2 separate regions of the Homo sapiens genome follow, and region 1 is linked to region 2. A link is a contact called in ENCODE Hi-C data. All regions are on one chromosome and are shown on one strand. The core of a region is the stretch at or near the end of the contact, and the rest is flanking DNA. Distances in the headings are between cores, read along the strand shown.

Region 1 (3,086 bases), core at 331-2,830, 750 kb after region 2:
CTTGAACTCCTGAGCTCAAGTGATCCTCCTGCCTGGGCCTCCCAAAGTGCTGGGATTACACGTGTGGGCTACTCGGGAGGCTGAGGCAGGAGAATCACTGGAGCCCAGGCAGCAGTGAGCTATGATCCTAACAGGAGGTAGCTCCAAGGGAGCTCCAAGGGATGTGGTAAGAATGTATGAGTGACGCACGTGGAAGAGTGTCTAGGAGAGAGCAGGCAACCTCTACAGAAGTGCAGGTCACTAGGGAGACAGCAGGTACAACACAGCCTTAAAAGCATGGACTCCAGAGTCAGCCACCTGGTTCCCAGCCGCAATCTTAGATGATCTATTTAAACTTTTCCAGCCTATTTCCTCATCTGTACAATAGCGATGATGGAAGTGTCCACCTCACAGTCTTATTGTGGGGATTGCAACACGCATGGCATAGAGCACATGGCAGAGTGCACATTTTTAGGAGCTCAATTAGTATTTACTTCAAGACCGTAAGTGTCGCTAGAACCCCATCACATGTCTGCTATCTGCTTTTCACTTCTACACAGGAATCTTCTTTCTCCCTGTCTTGCTACACAGACCAGTGTGTTCTTTCGTTGTTGTTGTTTGAGATGGAGTCTCGCTCTGTCGCCCAGGCTGGAGTGCAGTGGCGCGATTTCGGCTTACTACTGCCTCTGCCTCCCGGGTTCAAGCGATTCTTCTGCCTCAGGCTCCCCGAGTAGCTGCGACTACCGGCGCGCGCCATCACGCCCGGCTAATATTTTTTGTACTTTTTTAGTAGACACGGGGTTTCACCATGTTGGCCGGGCTGGTCTTGAACTCTTGACCTCAGGGGATCTGCCCGCCTCGGCCTCCCAAAGTGCTGGGATCACAGGCGTGAGGCCCCGCGCCCGGCCTGGTTTCGGGATTTTAAGCTAAATTTCTCTTTGTAAAATCCATTCTAGTTAGTTCATTATGCAAAAGGTACAAGGGTTTATCTTTGCTTTTTTGTACTTGAAATAATTCTTTCATCAATTTCTTTCAAGCAAACAAGTTCGAGACCTCCCTCAACAGGCCACCTTTCTTGTGAAAAGCTGTTTACAAGATTTCGATTCAAATCTGCCTTTACAGGTCTTTTGGGGCTACCCAAGTCTTTCCCTCCGTCGCGTTCTGCGGGAATGAGCTGCGCAGCGCTCCGCCCGGGCCCCCTCAAGCCTCACCTCTTGCAGCGCCTTCCAGTTTTGAGAAAAGTCTTCTGGTGCCTTTGGAGGTCGCACCACAGCACCGGGGCCGCTTGCTGGCTTCTTGCTTACTTCCCGCGCCTTGCTTTTCCAAAACCTTTTTTTCTTCTTGTTTTTCTTCCGAGTGAGCGTCTTGACAGGACCCGGCTTAGCCACGGGGCTGCTCGGGGCGCGCTTGGAGGCGGGGACCTTCGCCTTCCCCATCCTGCTGCCGTCCAGCGCCTGGGCCGGCGGCCACCCGAGACCCCGGCCTCCCCGGGCCCGGCGCCCTGGCAGCACAAGCGCCTGCCCAGGCCAGGCCGAAACACACCCACCGCAGGGACCCCGTCCAGGAAAAGACTCCGGAAGAGACCCCGCACGCGTTGCGCATACCTCAGCACGCACGCTCCAGTCCCCGGAAGCGCTCGTCTCTCCACAACCGGCTGGAAACCGGATCCCTGCCTCTGGTTCCGCGCAGCCTGGGCGGTTCACCCGCACGGGACTTGGGCCGCCGCCTTAGCCAGCGGCATCCGGGGTCATCGACCTCGAGTTTGACTGGGGCAAGCCGAGGACCTCCCCAAGATCCGGGATGGGGATGAGAGATGCGAACGCCGGAAGGGAACTGGGGGGCCGCTGTGTGTGTAGCACCTGGTAGGGCAGCTGAGCTGGGGGCACTGGGCGGTGGGGCTAGTGAGAGCCGGGCTAGGTCGCTCGCCTGCGTCCTGGACTCTCGAGCCTTTCCCGCCTTGGGCTGCTCCTTGCTCAGCCTCACAGCGGCTCATCTTCCACGTACAGTGGGGAAACTGAGGCCCAGGCACCGGGAGGAGTTCCTGCCAGTTCACTCTGTAGCAGGACGAGCCGCAGACAAGAACCCCTCAGACACCGAATTGTAGAAGGAAAGGGCTTTATTTAGTGGGGAGCATCGGCAGACTCACGTCTCCAAAAACCGAGCTCTCTGAGTGAGCAATTCCTGTCCCTTTTAAGGGCTTACAACCCTAAGGGGGTCTGTGTGAGAGGGTCGTGATCGATTGAGCAAGCAGGGGGTACGTGACTGGGGGCTGCATGCACCGGTAATCAGAACGCAACAGAACAGGACAGGGATTTTCACAATGCTTTTCCATACAATGTCTGAAATCTATAGATAACATAACCGGTTAGGTCAAGGATTGATCTTTAACCAGGCCCAGGGCGCGGCGCCGGGCTGTCTGCCTGTGGATTTTATTTCTGCCTTTTAGTTTTTACTTCTTTATTTGGAAGCAGAAATTGGGCATAAGACAATATGAGGGGTGGTCTCCTCCCTTACTTCTGCCGCCTGGGTTCAAGCGATTCTCCTGCCTCAGCCTCCTGAGTAGCTGGGACTATAGGTGCACGCCACCACTCTCTGCCAATTTTTGTATTTTTAGTAGACCTGGGGTTTCGCCACGTTGGCCAGGCTGTCTTGAACTCCTGACCTCCAGTGATCCATCCGCCTCGGCCTCCCAAAGCGCTGGGATTACAGGTGTGAGCCACCGTGCCCGGCCGGGAGTGGGTAGATTTGATGTGCGTGTGTAACAGGCAGAGGTTGATGGAGTAACAGGGAAGTGAGGCTCCTAGGATTTTGGTCTGAGCAATTGGGTGTGGCCATTTATCATCTCAATAAATGTCTGCGGGGAGCAGGGTGAAGTATGGGGGTGGAGCCATGAGCTCCTTTTCACACTTGCTGAGTTTGAACGGGCCGTCAGTCACCAAGGAGAGACGTCTAATCAGCAGCAGGATATAAGATTCCTAAGCTTAGGGAAGGGTCAGTGCTGGAGATGTAATTTGGAAATCGTCAGCACATAATTAGTGTTGAAACATGAACCTGGGTTAGTTCATCCAAAGAGAGAGTACCAATATAGGGAGTGAAGGGTTAAGACC
Region 2 (2,944 bases), core at 414-2,913:
CTCGTGATCCGCCTGCCTCGGCCTCCCAAAGTGCTGGGATTACAGGCGTGAGCCACCGCGCCCGGCCGCGGCTTGGTTTTATACATTCTAGAGAGGCATGAGACATCAAATACATTTCAGAAATACACTGGTTTTGTCCAGAAAGGTGGGACAACTCAAAGCGGGGGCTTCCAGGCTATAGGTAAATTTAAACATTTTCTAGTTGACGGTTGAGTTTGTCTAAACACCTGGGATGGATACAAAGAAAATGCTCAGGTTAAGATAAAAGATTGTGGAGACCAAGGTTCTTTTCAAGTCTTTAGTGGCTGCCCTTAGAGACAACAGACAAGTGTTTCCTATTCAGATCTTTGAAAGGTGGTAGACTCTTAATCTCTTTAGGATTGGGAGGGCCTGGAAGAAAAAGATCTAGCTATGTTAATAGAGATTCTTTGCAGATGCAAATGTCCACCCCGCCCGCCCCCCCCAAAGAACAGCTTTGCAAAGCCATTTCAAAATGTGGCAAAGAAACATGTTTAGGGGTAATATTTTAACTTTCTTCTTTGTCACATAATGTTAGGCCAGAGCCAGTTTGGAAAGTAAGTCACGATATATAGGGTTAAATGAAAGCCATCTGATGAGAATTTATGGTTTGTAGGGCATGACTCTTCCCAGACAGGAATGTGGGCAAGATAAAAAAAAAAATCAGAGCTTAGTCCGCACTCAGTCGAGGAAACTGGCTTAGAGAAGTTAAGCTTTGGCCTGGGACTTGCGCCGGAACTTCAGGTCCTACCTTCCACGGGAAACAGCCTCTAATTCCTTCCTTTACTTTTCTAGGCGCAGGAGCCAGCTCCCCGCCCCTCCACACCGCTCCACTCCCCGCTTCCAGGCGCATCCCTGCGGGTGGTGTTCCGGTTAGAGACACGTGTTTCGGCGCAACTTGTCCCGAAGCTGCCCGGTGTCTTTCTCCCGCTTAACTCCGTGAATGACTCGAAACCCGACTCCAAGGCACGGCTGCAGCTCGCGGCGCGCCCACAGCCGGGCCGCGGGTGGGGACGGAGCTGAAGCCGGGTCAGAACTCACCCGACTCGCCTGGGCTGGGGGACGTCTGGAGAACGTCCTGGGGTTGTCGAAGAGCGAACCGTCGGCGGCTGCCATGGTCTGCGTGGGTGACGCGTGGTGCAGCAGCGAGCCCGGTGCGCAGACTGCTGGGCCCGGGACCCCACGTGGGACGCGCGAGGACCCTGCGCCACCGCCCCTTCCGGGTCCGGAACGGCTCCAGCTGTACGGACTCGTCCCGAGGGGAGCCGGGGACGGCGGCACCGGGCGGGTAGGGACAAGACTACCGCGCGTGCCCCCGCCTGGTGGCAGCCCCTCTCTGCGTCCCTCGCGGCCTGGCAAAATTACATTCGGCCGAGAGTTCACGCTGGGGAAGCTCTCTGAATGCCTCTGAGAAGCGAGATCCGGCGCCATCTCACCGACGAGCCTCCCCTTTACCGCCCCGTGCGTTTCCTCAGCACTTTAGGAACTAAAGCCTGTCTGGGTAGCTCCCTAACAGGCTCTGGAGCTCAATCCCTGGGCAGGGAAAAGGGGGTCCTCGGGGCTCCCCGCTCGCTGTCCTTTTTCTGGACAGGCAGTTCCTTGGCCACCTGGTAGGGCCGCGTTGCCTGGCAACGGCGGGGTCCTTCTTGGCTCGGCGGCGCTCGGGGCCTGAGGGGAGAAAACCGCCGCGGAGGGCGCTGGGGGTGGCGGCGGCGGTCCGGGAGGTGGTCGCGCGACTGCGTGGAGCGCCAGGGCGTCCGACCTCTGCACCTGAGAGAAGATGAACACGGCCGACCAGGCCCGGGTGGGGCCCGCGGACGACGGGCCTGCGCCGTCTGGGGAGGAGGAGGGAGAGGGGGGCGGCGAGGCGGGCGGGAAGGAGCCAGCAGCGGACGCGGCCCCGGGGCCCAGCGCTGCATTCCGCCTCATGGTGACTCGGCGGGAGCCGGCCGTGAAGCTGCAGTATGCGGTGAGCGGCCTGGAACCGCTGGCTTGGTCCGAGGACCACCGCGTGTCTGTGTCCACGGCCCGCAGCATCGCTGTGCTGGAGCTCATCTGCGACGTGCACAACCCGGGCCAGGACCTGGTTATCCACCGCACCTCGGTGCCCGCACCGCTCAACAGCTGTCTCCTCAAAGTAAGTCATCCCCCGCCATCCCTGGGGTCTTCCCCTGTCCCCCTCTCGCGGCCGCATCATCCGTCCCAGGGGAATCCGATCCCACACTCTGTCCGGGGATTTCCCTCTTCGCACCGAGCGCTGGGGATTTATTAAGCAGCCAGGGTTACCACAGCTTAAAAAAAAAAAAAGAAAAGCTCTGCAGCTGTCTGCACCCTGTTTCCCCAGGTCACCCGCCGCCGCAAACACAGGTACACACCCAGGGGGCTTCCCGGAGTTGAGTCCCAGGAACCCCTCCTTCGCCCCTCCGTCGGGCCCGCACATGGAGCGGGTTACTCGATGGTGCTTTCTGAGACTCCACCCCCTGTAGATCCAACCCGGGGCCTGCCTCTGTCGTTGCTGCTATTGTTTGGGGCCGACTTTCCGAGGTTCTTGGCTGGCTTTGTCTACTGTGTGTGTCCTCCTCTCGCGCCTCTTTAGCTTCAGAAAAGAAAAACTGGTCCCATCCATTGTCTTAATTGTTTCAGTGACTTTATTATGAATGGTCCTCGCCTCTCCTTGGGCAAACGGGTAAATACTGGATCTCGGGGTTTGTACTTTAGTTTTTCTTTACTAGCTAAACATCTTTGGGATGTTGAATGAAAATAAAGATTCGAAACAACTACCTATCTTAAACTTCAAGCGCAAGGTCAAGTAGTAAGCCATAGCGTTCCTTTTAGTTGCTTAGAGGTGTAAAAACTTTCCATATATCCTTGATAGAGGTGTACGCTTACATGTGAACTGTCAGTGTATATTCATACATTCAATAGA

What was found. Hi-C counts contacts between places; a loop is a spot of excess contacts on that map. Pooled maps may share reads with other maps.
Region 1: a map of gastrocnemius medialis shows a loop between it and region 2 (8-fold over the local background). The contact joins the promoter of REXO4 here to the promoter of GTF3C4 in region 2. A Hi-C loop is called at or near these places in 1 of 168 maps with a recorded cell type or tissue (gastrocnemius medialis) and 6 of 50 pooled maps.

The regions. Positions count from the first base shown.
Region 1 is chr9:133,416,430-133,419,515 of GRCh38, forward strand. It overlaps REXO4 (REX4 homolog, 3'-5' exonuclease), which reads right to left and starts at 1,581. Exons shown (of 8, transcript NM_020385.4): 1 at 1,191-1,581. The coding sequence starts at 1,415. It also overlaps a transcript of ADAMTS13 not described here. RefSeq lists a silencer at 1,326-1,565 and an enhancer at 1,676-1,895.
Region 2 is chr9:132,668,801-132,671,744 of GRCh38, forward strand. It overlaps GTF3C4 (general transcription factor IIIC subunit 4), which reads left to right and starts at 1,664. Exons shown (of 5, transcript NM_012204.4): 1 at 1,664-2,155. The coding sequence starts at 1,799. It overlaps DDX31 (DEAD-box helicase 31), which reads right to left and starts at 1,183. Exons shown (of 20, transcript NM_022779.9): 1 at 1,060-1,183. The coding sequence starts at 1,134. RefSeq lists enhancers at 1,040-1,907, 1,593-1,672 and silencers at 1,253-1,402, 1,823-1,952.